Regions from separate parts of the Homo sapiens genome. Here region 1 is linked to region 2. A link is a contact called in ENCODE Hi-C data. All regions are on one chromosome and are shown on one strand. The core of a region is the stretch at or near the end of the contact, and the rest is flanking DNA. Distances in the headings are between cores, read along the strand shown.

Region 1 (7,726 bases), core at 4,928-7,427, 1.2 Mb after region 2:
TTTGAACAATTTTGCTATAAACATAGAAAATATTGGCCGGGCGCAGTGGCTTATACCACTTTTTTTTTTTAGACAAGAATCTTCCTCTGTCACCCAGGCTAGAGTGCAATGGCGCGATCTCGGCTCACTGTAACCTCTGCCTCCCAGGTTCAAGCAATTCTTATTTGGCTTATACCACTGCGCCTGGCCAGGAGGGCGAGATCAGCCTGGCTGGCCAGGAGTTCGAGACCAGCCTGGCCAACATGGCGAAACCCCATCTCTACTAAAAATACAAAAATTAGCCAGGCATGGTGGCGTGTGCCTGTAATCCCAGCTCCTCGGAGGCTGAGGCAGGAGAATAGCTTGAACCCGGGAGGCAGAGGCTGCAGTGAGCCAAGATCAATCACACCACTGCGCTCCAATCTGGGTGACAGAGCAAGACTCCATCTCAAAAAAAAAAAAAAAAAAAAGGATATATTGCCAATTACCTCTTTTTCTTGTTTTTTTTTTTTTTTTAAAAAAAACTAAAGTATAAAAATGAGGAAAATATGCATTTGCTACGGAATTACTTATATTTAGAGAAGCAGATCAAAGAAGTAGGAATTAAGGTAAAGAATATATACATACCGCATGTATTGTTATTTAAGCACTAACAAGTCACATGCATTTCAAGACATGCAGGGTTGTTCTGTGACATGAGACAAGGATATTTTGCAGAAGAAAGACTTCTTCAAGTACTACCTAAAATAAAGTTATAGCTAATGTTAGGTCTTAATAACAACTTACTTTTAAATGCTTATTTAATCAAGAGGTTGTTTGTTAAACAGTTACTTAAGGTCTACACTGCAACTTTTAAAATAATGTAATCCAAGGTATTGGATTACAATGCCTAATGTAACGCAGGCAAGGTCAGTATTAACTATGGTCCAATTAACACTTTTTTTGGGCCTCAGTTTCTTACTCTGTAAAATGAGGGTGCTGGTGGTATTACTAGTGAGATTAATCACTTTAATGTTTGTTAGAGATACCTCCAATTGAATATGAACTTGTTTCACATCAAACTTCTATATCTCTGCAGCAAGTTTCTGATTTATTAAGAGCTTAGGCAGCCTGGGTAGTCATTCATATCTAAGCATAAATTAGTTTATGAAAAAGATAAGCTAAGTGGTCCTTTGCCTGATGGCGGTGAACCCTGGATGAGCACCTGATGATGACAGATGTGTGTGCTCTAGGCAGATAGGAGAGTGGGTGCTCTAGTGGTAGGCAGAATGTGGAGGCATCTGAAGACACAACGCAAGACAGAAAGGAAAACTTTGAAAATGAGAAAGAGACTGAAAGGCAAACTCTGCCTCCAACATTTTGCCTAGAAGTGGCCTCAACTTTTGACAACATTTTTAGCACAAGTATTGCATTTGACTTAATTTATTTTCAATTTTCCTTCTCTTTCTCCTAGGTTCCTATACAAATAAAAACAGGATATATGAATTATGGTACCATGGGAGCTGTTCTGATGGGATCAAATTATTGGCAAAAAGCATTAAAAATAAAGCTGAAGTTATCTGGAAATTGTCTCTTTAGGAGTTTTAAGCCTGACTGGGTCTGACTCAAAGCACTGACACCCCCCCACCACCCGCCAATCCAGTGTGGGGCACTGATGCCCCGATTTTGCTGGAAAGAACTCTTAATGACTAAGACAACTGCCTCAAAGAAGGCATGCCACTTCCATGAAATATTTGGGAGCAATGCCAATATCTCATTGTGGAAAATTAATCTTTACTATTTCAAACCGGTGGAGTCAGCAGTGGCTCTAAATAGGGTAAGGAGGCAAAGATTCTTTCTGTATAGCCTTCAAGCAGCAACACGGAGCAAGAACCTAACTAAGGATGCAAGGTACAGCCTATCAGGCTGCCCATCCTCCTGCCTGCTTTAAAAATTTTCTTCTCTGTTCTGCTACATGCAATTTTTGTAATTTAAAATTTTAATTTTGGAAAAATTAATACATGCCTTATAAAACTTTCAAATGGTACAAAATGTTAGAGTGAAAAGAAATCTTCTCATCCTTGACCCTGAGGCCTCCTTCCCAGGAACACTTAATGTCATCAGATGACTGCATATTCTTCCAGATGTATTCTGTGTAGATACATGCATATGTGAAACTCCTCCTCTGAAATGAAAGCTCATAGAGGATTGGGAGTAGTGTCTACTTTGGTCACTGCTTTATGCCCAGTGCCTAGAACAAAGCCTGGCACTGATGCTCAATATATATCCCAAAAGTGGAATATAGTCTTGTCCACTTTTTTTTTTGAGCCAGGGTCTTGCTGTGTTGCCCAGATTGGAGTGCAGTGGCACAATCACAGCTCACCGCAGCCTCGACCTCCCAGGCTCCAGGGATCCTCCCATCTCAGCCCCCTGAGTAGTTGGGACCACAGGCGGATACCGCCACGCCTGGCTAACTTTTTAATTTTCTGTAGAGATTGTGTCTCCCTACATTGCCCAGGCTGCTTTCAGACTCCTGGGCTCAAGTGATCCTCCCACCTTAGCCTCTCAAAGTGCTGGGATTATAGGCATGAAGCCACCATGCCTGGCCTCCACTTTATTTTTAACATATTAATAAGTATAGCTCTACTTCATTCTTTTTACTGGTTACACAGTAATTCATTGTATAGATATACTATAATTTATTTAACTAATTTCCTATTGATGGATAGGCAGGTGGTTTCCAACCTTTTGCCACCCTCCCACCCAAAAATGCCTGCAGTGAATGTTCTTTTACATATACCTTTGTGCACATTCCTGGAAATGGAACTATTGGATAAGAAGGCACGTGCATTTTCACTTTTTTTTTTGAGATGGAGTCTCGCTCTGTTGCCCAGGCTGGAGTGCAGTGGCGCAATCTTGGCTCACTGCAACCTCTGCCTCCCAGGTTCGAGCGATTCTCCTGCCTCAGCCTCCCAAGTAGCTGGGATTACAGGCACACTCTACCACACCCAGCTAATTTTTGTATTTTTAGTGGAGACGGGGTTTCACCATATTGGCCAGACTGGTCTCGAACTCCTGACCTGAAGTGATCTGCCCACTTCAGCCTCCCAAAGTGCTGGAATTACAGGCATGAGCCACCACACCCGGGCCTGCATTTTCACTTTTGATAACAGTTGATAGAGAAGTTGAATGATTTCCATTCCCAGCAATAATGCTGGTTTTTCCATGCTTTTGCCAAGTTGTTTTGTGTTTGCTAATCTGATGAGTGAAATATGATGTCTCATTTTTAATTTCTCTTTATGAATAAAATTAAGTATTCTCATAGACTTAAAGGCCATTTGTAGTTTTTTGTTAGTGGGTGCTTATTTATGAATTTGGCCCATTTCTAGGGATATGTCATTTTCATTATTGGTTAGCAAGTCTTCATACATGTTACAAACATTTTTCCCGCTTATTTGCTTTACCTAGGTTTTCAGATCTTTTTGCTGTAGGATTTTTAAAATGACAAGATATTGAAAGAATAAGATCATTTCTTGCACATTTGAAGGCTTGTCCTGTATTGGGGTAATAATGACTGACAGCCCATTATATCTCAGCTGTTCCTTTTACAATGTGCCCGTCCTGTCCTTTTACTCTAAACCTACATGTTCCAGTTTCTGAGTTTTATGAATTTAACTTTGGTACTGCTTACCAAAGATCTGTGTTATAAATATTTATGTAATAATAACATATGCTGAAAACAAATAAAAATGCTTAAGGTAGAGCTTATAGAATATATATAATCATCATGAGTGTTGCCACAATGTAGAAGAAAGAACTCTGGCCAGAGATCTATATTCAAACAATGTCATATTATCCTTATAAGCAAAAAGAAGGGACTGGACTGAACTAGATAGAGCTTAAGGTCATTGGGCTTTACTGTTCTCTTTATTTCATCTATCATTTTTTATTTCACTTTTTTGTTTTTAATTGTGGTAAAATACACATAACATAAAATTTACCATCATAACAATTTTCAAGTGTGTTGTTCAGTAAAGTACGCTTACACTACCATGCAACCAATCTCCAGAACTCTTCATCTGGCAAAAATGAAACTCTATACCCATTGGTCAACAATTCCCCTTTTCCCTCTCACTTCAGCCTCTGGCAATCACCCTTCTACTTTGTCTCTATTAATTTGACTACTCCAGGTACCTCACATAAATGGAATTATACAGTATTTGTCTTTTTGTGACTGGTTTATTTCATTTAGCATAATGTCCTCAAGGCTGATACATGTTGGTGCATGTCTCAGAATTTTCTTCCTTTTTAAGGCTGAATAATATTCCATTTCATTTTTTTTTTTTTTTTTTTTGTAGAGCAGGGTCTTGCTGTTGCTCAGGCTGGTCCTGGCCTCAAGTGATTCTACCACCTTGGCCTCCCAAAGTGTTGGGATTACAGGCATGAGCCACTGTGCCTGGCTTCCATATATGCATGTATTCATTTTGTTTATCCATTTCTCTATGTATGGACATGTGGCTTGCTTCCATCTCTTGTCTATTGTACATGGCTGCTATGAGCATGGCTGTACAAATATTTCTTTGAGACTGTGCTTTCAATTCTTTCAGACCTATATACCCAGAAATCTATTAATCATTTTTTAAATATAACTAAAACAAGAAATTAAAATTAAACATCTTACCATAGCCTTCCTTTCCGTATGCAAATGAAGGGGGTATAACTACTTTTCGCTTTTCTCCAGGGCACATATCTGTCATAGCAATGTCTAGGCCTTTTATGACTTGCCCAACACCAAGAACAAACCATTTGGGGTGGCCTTCATTTTGTGTCCGGCTATAACAAAAAGCAATACTTAAGTAAACTGATTTCAAGAAATCAAACTTGAAAATACAGCTGGGCATTTAAAATTGGAGTCCTCTCTAACCATCATTCCCATATAATCACTCTTTCTAAAACCCTTAATGGGGTGTTTGACTCAAACTTCCCTATAATCACCAGAAAGAAGTATGATTTGCCCAAAGTTAATCATTAACAGCCATCTCATTTTTTAAAATTGTTATCTTTACAAAAACTATTCAACAGTTAACTTTTTAATGGGTCTCCAGCCCCTAACTAGGTGCATGGCTTGTACAAAGAACTCATTTAACTCCCTGGGTTTGTTGTAAAAAAATGATAGGGCAGTTTTAGCCTCAAAAAGTCATTTTAATAGTAATTTAAAATGGTATATTTTCTTATTAAATTCTAATGATATAATTTATTAAATTCTTATTAAATTATAAAATTGTATAAATTCTTATTAAATTTCTCTATTTTATTCTAAATGGATGGAACTGTTTTTCCCAGTCCTATCTTTACAGGGTAAAGAAAAGATTCTCCCTCTGAGTAATAAGCCATCAATTAAATCAGAGTAGGCACCAGGTGGAATGAGGGAGCAGGGCCCACCAGAAGTCACCAGGGAAGTAACTGTTTTTCTTGATAGAAAGTGGCCACAACCTATAAAAATCGTGCTTCTGAAGGCCAGAATTAAATCTCTTTATTCCATGTATTCCTCCGTAAAGACTCAATACTTCTGGCAAGGGAAAAATGTGAACATCCTTATAGGCAGAACCTTGATTTAATTCTGGAGGTCCCAAGGGTAATGGTGGTGGTTGATGTGTGTGTGGATGTATCGTATTTTTGATAATTTATTGCCACAACATTTTCAATACTTTAAATAAAAATATTCAGTTTATTAGAGAAACACTGCCATATAATGTGATTTTTTTTAATGAATAAAGGGCTCAACTTTTACCGTTAAAAAATAAAACCCCAACCAACCAACCAATGAGGCTTCCGCTTGGTGGAGGCAGGCAAGATTTTGTGCAACTGGACGCACGGGCAGCTCGCAGCATTTCCTACCTGCAGTAGAATTTCGAGCCGTCTTTAGCCAGGTAGCCGTCATAATGGGCATTTAGTAGGTCTCCCTTCTTGCTTGTCTTAGAGCAGTTTTCTGGACGATGCAAAACTTCTATTTTCACTTCTTCGGTGCTCTCCTCTTTCTTTTGTCTCTGAGCAGTAAAAAGGCCCCACAGATAAAAGAAAACAATGAATCTGAATAAGAAATGCATGGTTTTTGGCATCGGCTCCAGCAGAACACTGCTCTCCCTCCCGCGTGTCACTCGCGCCCCGTGGATGTCCCGCGGCCGAGTTCCGACGCGTGGCAGGCGTTGTCCTGCGTCACAAAGGGCCGGGGCGGGGCCATAGATGCGGCCCCGCCCTCTCATGGCCCCAACCCCTCCGCCTCCCGCAGCGGGCTCAGCGCGGTTAACGCTGTTTCTAGGCCCTCGGGCTGGCTGTCCTCAGTCTTTAAGATCGCAACGCACACTCGCTCCGCTTCTTCTCGCTAAACCCGCGTATTTTACAGCAGGTTTCCTCAGGGTTCGGTGACAACATTCGCATTTTCTAAAATGAAACTGGCATAAGACGAAATAAACAGCCTGGGATGTCGTAGAGTCAGGGAATATGGTTGTCATTTCTGGAAGCAAAAGGCTTCTAAGACCCCTAGGGAACGAGCAGATAGATACTGGGGGGAGGGAGAGGCATGCTGGAAAAGGAGCGTAAAAAATAGGCTGGCGGTGGCTTTCTGGGTGCTTCGGAGGTGTCCTTGAAGCGCATTCTCAGGTCGGAATCTTGCATTCAGAGGTTCCAGGCTGAGTCGCACAACCTGAAGGCCAGCCCGATGCAACGAAACTGCGGTACCGCAACTCCTCTGCCTGGCTGCAGGCGTTTCCGAGAGCCGACCTCCACAATTCAGCATCCTCCGCTGGCTTGCATTTCTTTTCCCCGCCACTCGGGGCCGCCCTTGATTCGAGGGCCTCTGGTAGTGCGGGGAATGTTCTTTTGACTTTTTTGTACCATCCCATGGGATACGTAATTGTCCACATCAGTCAAGAAAACTTGAGTATTGGGCATGTTGTCCCAATCTCACAGCTAATACGCAGCAGGGATTTGGTCAAATCTGTGTGACAACACCACTTCACCACCAATTTTAGTATGAAAACCTTTAAAATACACAGAAAGTTGAATTCTACAGTAAACTCTCCTACACCCACCATCTGGATCCTGTCATTGAACTATATTATATTTATTACATATCCATCCATCACTCTATCCATCCATCAATTCGCCTTGTTTCCAAGTGAATACCCAAAGACTACCCAAACCAGAAAACCAGCAAAGGCCTTCTGCATTCGCCTGGATTAAGTTCTGGGAGTAGAGGTGCTATTCTACCTCGGTGATGCGAAGAAAAGCCGCAGCACTGAGCCTGATTGATGTGCTTTGCTTAAAGTTTGCAAAATTCCATAAACCTGAAAATTACTGTCGATTATGCAAGATGACAATTGCGTCCAAGCAGGAGTTTCAAAAATCATAAAAGCTAGGGGGAAGTCCCCATTTCTAGACTAAAATTCCGAAGTCGAGTTCCATGTTTTATATTCTAAATAAAATTGTGGCTATCCAAGGTTATCGGCGTGATGACAGTTCCTTGGGGGCCCTCGCCATTCCTTGTCAGAGGACCCCGTCTGCTGCACATTGCCTTCCTAGGAGATAATTTCAGACCCCTTGAATATGAGGAAAATACGAAGCAAACAGAAATAGGAAGGCTTTTATGTATTTTTGAAGAAAAAACAGGATTTTATGTAAAATAAAAACAGGATTTCATGAAGAAACAGGATATTATGTATTTCTGAAGAAAACCCAGGAAAACCCGAGAGAACTAAGTGCCCGCGGG
Region 2 (6,981 bases), core at 124-2,623:
TAACAGACTAAAAGCAACAGAAATTCTAATCTACACTCGCAACTCTTACCCTTGACAGCACAGAAGAGAATATCCCGTCTTACACATTTTGGAATTGCAATTCTGAAACGCTAAATCCAAAGACAAAGCCGCTCTGGGGAAAATAGCAATTGCGCAACAGATCAACAGCTCCAACCTGTCCCTTGGCCCTGGCGCGGCGAGGTTTGCACGCTATAAAGCAGGAAAGGGCCAACCGAGGGCTGCTGTGACGGCCAACCGAGCGCTGTCACGGAAGCCAAGGCCACGCGCGCGGTGAGCGCCACCAGGGGGCACCGCGTCCGAACTAGAAGCCCCGGGTGCCGCCGACTCCGGCCTCAGAGTCCACTGCCCTCGCCCGCACTTTCCCGCGGCGTTACGAGGGGCCAACTCCGGGTGCCCGAGCCCGAACCCCTCCCCGGCCGAGAAAGTGCGCGGGGCCCGGCTCAGCCGCCACACGTCGGGGCTTCTGAGCCCGCTGGGCACTTAAGGCGCTCCTCCCTCGTCCCGGGGCTGGGCTTTCAAGAGAGCTCAAGGCTGCCAGAGAGTGATCCGAGAGATGGATGACTTCGCAAAGCCGCGCCCACAGACGGCCCAGCGGGGTGAGCGCGTCGCAGCCCGCACTCAAGGAGGTCTTGGGGCGCGGCGAAGGGGCTCCGGGTCCCAGCCCGAAGGCGACCTCAGTTCCCCCGAGAGCGGCCCCGTGACTAGGCACATTTTTGCCGGCACCGAGGCGGGGGAGCCGCGCAGCCCCGGAAGGGCCGGGCCGCGCCGGCTCAGACGGCCAGCGTCCGCCCCCTCTTGCCCCGCCGCCCACCGGGCCGCTCAAACTTAGGGGCTCCGGAGTCCCAGCTCTCGGGCCCGGGGACGCGGCTGGATTCTCCCCCAAGGCCCACGCGAGCGGGCTCAGTCCCCAGACCTTCCCGCAACTTCCCACCCGTTCGCCCTCGGGCTCGTGGTCGGTCGGATCACCCGGCCGCGTCCCCGCTGCCCCTCCCCGCCCTGCCCCGGCGCAAGCGCGGCGGCTCTACCCAGCGCCGCGGTCCTGGCTCTGGCCAGACGTGGGGGAAGCCGGTTGCGGCTGTCCCTCCCGGGCCGCGGTTCCCTAGCTCCCCCGCCCCCGTCCCGGCACCACCGCAGGGCCCAGAGGGCCGAGGCAGCACCTGCTGGGACGGGAGTCCCGGCGGCGGCAGCTCCAAGTCCATCATGATGAGCTGTGGACCGTGTGTTGGGGCTCCCCGACGGCGGCCCTGTTCCGGCTGCCGAGGCGCGGCGCGGACAGGGCGGCTCTGGTGGCGGCGGCGGCGGCGGTGGCGGCTGCGTCGGCGGCTCCTCCGGGCTCCCCGGCACTCGGTAATCGGCTACACGCCGGCGGGCCCCTGCCCCGCTCCGCCTCCCGCCCCACAAGGGCGGGGCAAGAGTCCGGGCCCTTCCTTCCCCCGCCGGCCGCGCGGGCTGAGCTTCCGAAAATCCCCCACCCGCGCCGGGGCTGACGCAAGAAGCTCGCGGTCCGGGGGCGGGAAGGGACTGCCAGCTGGGGTCCCAGCAGGCGGGGGACCTAGAGGAGGTCTCCGTTAGCTCCCCGGTGCCGGCGTTCAGTTTGCCCTCCCCCGCAAATAAGGGCAGCGCTCTCGCCCGCGAGATAAAGAGTTGTTTGCGAAGGTCGCTGGAGTTCGGACGCTTTGAAACAGTTTAAACAGTTGGAACAAACACACCCGGAGCCCCGGAAAGGCGTTGGTGTAGGAGCTGCGCCTCCCTGATTTGGAGTTGCAGAACCTTGCCCTGCTTTTATCTCACTTTACCGCCCGAGAATGGCGCCAGCCGGGGTGGGGGGGGCTAAAGATTTGGACCCAGACCGTGCCACTGCCAACTGCCCTCCCGCCCTTGCTCCCTTCCCGGGCTGGGGCCAGTGGGCCCTGCCTAGGGGAGATGTGGACAGCTCCGGCAGCTCGTGTTCGCAGTCACCCTGAACGCCCTCCTCTGAACTCCCACGTGTCTCCATTCTCCTAAGCTCAGGTCGTCAAAGGCAAACGGAGAAGCCCCTTTAGGTCGGAGAGTGGTCAGTATTGCCCACCCAGAGCTGGGAGAAAAACGGGAACCCCAAGAGAACCTCTTCCCACCAAAGCGCAGCCACCACGCCACAGATGGCGCCCTTCAACAGTGTGTAATACCACAACATGCTGTAATCGTTTACTCTTTACAAATTTCTTTTTCACGTACTCACAAAATAGTACAAATTAAAAAAAGTTACAAAAACGTTTGTATAGTATTGGCTCATTTTATAAAAACGTGCCTAGAAAAAAATTGAAGGTTACCAATATATTAAATGCTGTGGAATCAACGATTTTTATGTTTCTCCTTGTTACTTCCAAGTATGCTTTAAATCTGCAGTGCGTATGTTTTATGTCTTACATTAAAAACAATTATTTAAAAATTAATCATTGCCCAGAGAAGACTTCAAGTATTTGAAACGAGGAATATTGTGAACTCTTATAAGGGTTCAAAGAGGATAGATAAATGGTTTAGTTTTGTTTTTTTCTTCCTCTTCTGCATTTACAATCTTTCTAACTCTATACAAGACTGGTTTTCAGTTTCTAGCTTCCTGGAATTATTCAAAACCAGGTGAAGTAGATAATACTGGCAGTGGTTTTGCTATTTCATTCAAAAACCACACACACACCCCTGACTATAGCAATCAACGCCCAAAAAGCTGCAGAGCTTACTTTCTCTAGGTTGCATAATTTGACACTCCCAGGATTTATGTGTAAATTTGTATATTCAGATATTCCTTGAGATAAGTGAAGCCTAAATTAATTACTTGTAATTGAAGCAAGCTTCTTTAACTCCTATTAATTCCTTTCAGCTGTTATGTGAAAACCCTGCAACATGATCTGCACAATGAAAACAAGTTAGGAGAAAACTGTTTGCAAAGGACCTCACATGAAAGATGCAGAGACATAATAATAAAATAACATTTCTGAGTCCAAGAAAAAGACAAGAGTAAATTGTTAACAATTCAAGTTACTTATTAAAATTACGACATCAGAGAAGGTAGACAATGAGCCTAGTAGGTAGGAGATACCAGAGTCATATGACATGGTTACTGCTCTAAAGGAGTTTATAAAGTATTTGGTATTTCCTTGTTAAGCCACAAAATTTCCATTGAGTTTAGACTGAATGAAATAACCTTCACTTTTCCAATGCTGCAATTTGCTGAGAGTGTGTTATTTCAGGCATCTGCAGAGTACATATTTTCAAAGGGAGGGGAGCAATATGATAAGAGTTTGAACTTGTTTAAGAAAAACAAACACTAAGGAAAAGCTGTTTGGCATTTGGTTTAGCCAAATAAAGGGAACCCCATTCTCAAGACCACCCACGTCAAGGAGGTGCCCAATCTTGGCAGACTCTGGAATGTGATTGTCTTCATATGAGAGCCTGAGCCCTTGCTTTGCCCTCCAAACCTGCCTATTGTGTTAGGAGGGCACAGATAATGCATGTTGAGAAGCTCTGGAGGAGCAAGAAAGAACAAGAAAGAGGAGGTGCTGGTTTTTCTCTCCTGTCTTGCTGCCATGGGATCCTTTTTTGCTGCCAGGCTCTCCTCGCTACTATTTGGGAAAAATACCCTCCAATTGGTTTTATGTTCTATTGACTCTTGTACCTTTTCATTGATTCCTGAATCATTTGCTGTCTTTGGGAAGACGGCCTTCCCTACATGCTTGAGATGTGTCAATTGTGATACCTTGCTCCAGATTGCTCATAAAAAATAAGCATCATTGGCCAGGTGCTCTGGCTAACGCCTATAATCCCAGCACTTTGGGAGGCCGAGGCTGGCGGATCACGAGGTCAAGAGATCAAAACCATCCTGGCCAACGTGGTGAAACCCTGTCTCTACTAAAAAATACAAAAATTAGCTGGTTGTGGTGGCATGCGCCTGTAGTCCCAGCTACTCAGGGAGGCTGAGGCAGGAGAATTGCTTGAACCCAGGAGGCGGAGGTTGCAGTGAGCCGAGATCACGCCACTGCACTCCAGCCTGGCGACAGAGTGAGACTCTGTCTAAAAAAAAAGTATCATCAAGTAAGTCTTCTGGGTATAAGAAGTCTGGATAATGGTGATGCATTGACCCCTTAGTTCCACCTCCTTTGTGCTCCAATCTGCCAAGTTGCAAGGTGCAAGAAAGTACCGATTGTTTCAAAATCCTCCATCACTTTGAGGCTTCTTCCTCTCTCTGTCACTTCCTCTCAATTGTTCTCCATGTTTGAGCCAGAAAATATTCATAATCTTTTAGAATTGTAGTTGAAATTCTACTTTGTCCAGTGTAAAGTATAGAAAGCTTCCAAAGATGGCACCCAGTAAACCACCTCTCCTGATATTGAGGCATTTGTCTAGTCCCCTCATATTGAAACAAGCATGGCTGGCCCTGCAACTTGCTTTAAGGTATGGAAAGAGGCCAGAAGTGACATTATGCCAGGTTTTAACCTAAGCTTGAAAAAGCCCTGACAGCTTTTAATTTTATACTCTTGGAAGTCAGCCATCATCCTAAGAGGTCTGACTACCTTGATGGAAAGAGAGGCCATGGGAAAAGTCATGGAAGATGAAACTCTAAATGGAGAGAGAGAGACTATGTGAACCAACACACCAGACATGTGAATGAAGAAACCATCTTGGACCTTCGAGCCCACCTATTCAAGCCCCCAAAGAACTCCAGCTCCAGCTGCTATATGACTGCAGTCACATACAAGAGACTGTAAGCAAGACCGGCAGAAGACTCCCTGGCTAAGCTAAGTCAACACCAAGAACTGTGAGAAATTATAATAAATCACTTTCAGCTATTAAATTTGGGGGTGGTTTGTTTCATAGCAATTGATAACCAAAACAGCATACTGTATGTATGGTGACTATCAAAGGCAGGGTTTCCCCTGGCTGCTCTTTGTTTGTTAACCAACATTGGGAGCACAAACAGGGAGATGATACTTGGTGATTTAATAAAACTCAGACTCTCAGAAGAAAATGACTTCCCTGGGAATGAGGAAGCTGTCTTTCCCATAACATATCTTTGTTGCTACATACAAAGTAAAAAACCTCATCACACCATGCATAAGTTTCATTTTATTAGACGATGGAGAGATAGTCTCCTTATCAAAATACACTTCACGAACACAGACATTTTATCAATGAAGTAGATGGAGGGATAAATGCATACAGAGGTTCTGACCGTGATATGACCTCATTTGTGCCAGTTATGTAAGATACTCGCTGAATATCTGCTTAGGGAGTTTGAACTTGAGCAACCTGCCCAGTGGATAAACTAAACTCCAGTATAGGCCAGGCGCGGTGGCTCACACCTATAATCCCAGGGAGGCCAAGGTGGGCGGATCACCTGAGGTCGGGAGTTTGAGATCAGCCTGACCAACATGGAGAAACCCTGTCTCTACTAAAAATACAAAATTAGCTTGGCATGGTGGTGCATGCCTGTAATGCTAGCTACTCAGGAGGCTGAGGCAGGAGAATTGCTTGAATCCGGGAGGCGGAGGTTGCAGTGAGCCGAGATCGCGCCATTGTACTCCAGCCTGGGCAACAAGAGCGAAACTCCATCTCGAAAAATAAATAAGTAAATAAAATAACAAACTCCAGTAAAGCAGTGTTCAAAATATTTGGTGTATTAATTTCAAAACACACCCGCATCCTTGGTTCCCTGGGGTGTACACCTCACTGTGCAAACTACTGGTACAATGAGCTGTACATCTCCAAAGCCAGTTTTAACTTGTGTAGTTTCCTGCTCATAAAGAAAAAGTATCCTGCAGCAACAGCAATGCAGTGAGTAAAGAGAAAAATGTTTAAAAGAGTCCTTTGAATTTTATGTGTTGATACCTATATAAATATATATGCACAGAAAAAAAAGACAGAATGCATATACTCCAAAATGTTAACCGTAATTATTTTGACTAGATGGAGACTGATGACTTTTTTTTCTCATTTTTCCATGTTTACATTGTTCTAAATAAATAAACATACTTTTTTTTTTTTGAGACAGGGTCTCGCTCTGTTACCCAGGCTGGAATGCAGTGGTGCTATCATGGCTTATTGCAGCCTAGACCTCCTGGGATCAAGTAATCTTCCCACTTCAGCCTCCTGAGTAGCTGGGATGACAAGCATGCACCACCATGCCCTGCTAATTTTAAAATTTTTTGTAGAGGGGGTAGTCTCACTATGTTGCCCAGGCTGGTCTCAAACTCCTGGCCTCAAGCAGTCCTCCTGCCTCAGCCTCCCCAAGTGCTGGGATTACAGGCATGAGCCATTGTGACTGGCCAGCATACATTACTTTTATAAGAAGAAGAAAAAAGGTGGGAGTAGGGTGTGGGAGTAAGGAAAGAACGTTGCTTTTCTCCCATGCCACTGGATCTGTTTTATTTTCAAATTGAATTATAACCACAAGCTTTGTAAATCTTTCCATTTTGTATTTATTTGAGTGGAGCCTGGAGAATTTTACCACATCTTTAAGTGTAGTTGTTGTAAGGTTCTAAAGATCCTTTCTCTTCCAATTTACTGCTATATTTGCAACGTTTAACTCAGCAGAACAGGAATTACCAAAGACAAAATTTTATGAATAGAGATTAAGAACTGCAGCCTCTCAGTAACAGGCAAAGTAGCCCAAACGTAACATCGCTTTGTGGGGAAAATAAAATACAGAAAAACATTATGCCTAGAGCTATGTCTTCAAGGACAGTTCTCAAATATTAATAATGGGAGTAGAATATCAGATAATTTTCATTTCCATCTTTGTATTTTTCTGTATTATTCAAATCCTTACAGAAAGCATTTTTAGAATTAAGGGATAAAAACAATTAAACTATTTCCACTTTGAACAAACAAAAAGCAGACTACAACGAATGGAAGAGCAGAGCATCCTCATAAACAGACCTTACAGATAATCTATAACATTCTTGGAGGCTGGAAAATAAAAAAGGG

What was found. Hi-C counts contacts between places; a loop is a spot of excess contacts on that map. Pooled maps may share reads with other maps.
Region 1: a map of CD8-positive, alpha-beta T cell shows a loop between it and region 2 (16-fold over the local background). The contact joins the promoter of FKBP7 here to the promoter of NFE2L2 in region 2. A Hi-C loop is called at or near these places in 2 of 168 maps with a recorded cell type or tissue (CD8-positive, alpha-beta T cell and ascending aorta) and 8 of 50 pooled maps.

Annotation. Positions count from the first base shown.
Region 1 is chr2:178,472,423-178,480,148 of GRCh38, forward strand. It overlaps FKBP7 (FKBP prolyl isomerase 7), which reads right to left and starts at 6,178. Exons shown (of 4, transcript NM_181342.3): 1 at 5,857-6,178; 2 at 4,640-4,791. The coding sequence starts at 6,077. It overlaps LOC124906102 (a long non-coding RNA gene), which reads left to right. Exons shown (of 2, transcript XR_007087322.1): 2 at 1,433-1,545.
Region 2 is chr2:177,263,354-177,270,334 of GRCh38, forward strand. NFE2L2 (NFE2 like bZIP transcription factor 2) reads right to left here and starts at 1,374. Exons shown (of 5, transcript NM_006164.5): 1 at 1,179-1,374. The coding sequence starts at 1,223. RefSeq lists an enhancer at 1-547 and silencers at 228-387, 648-1,517.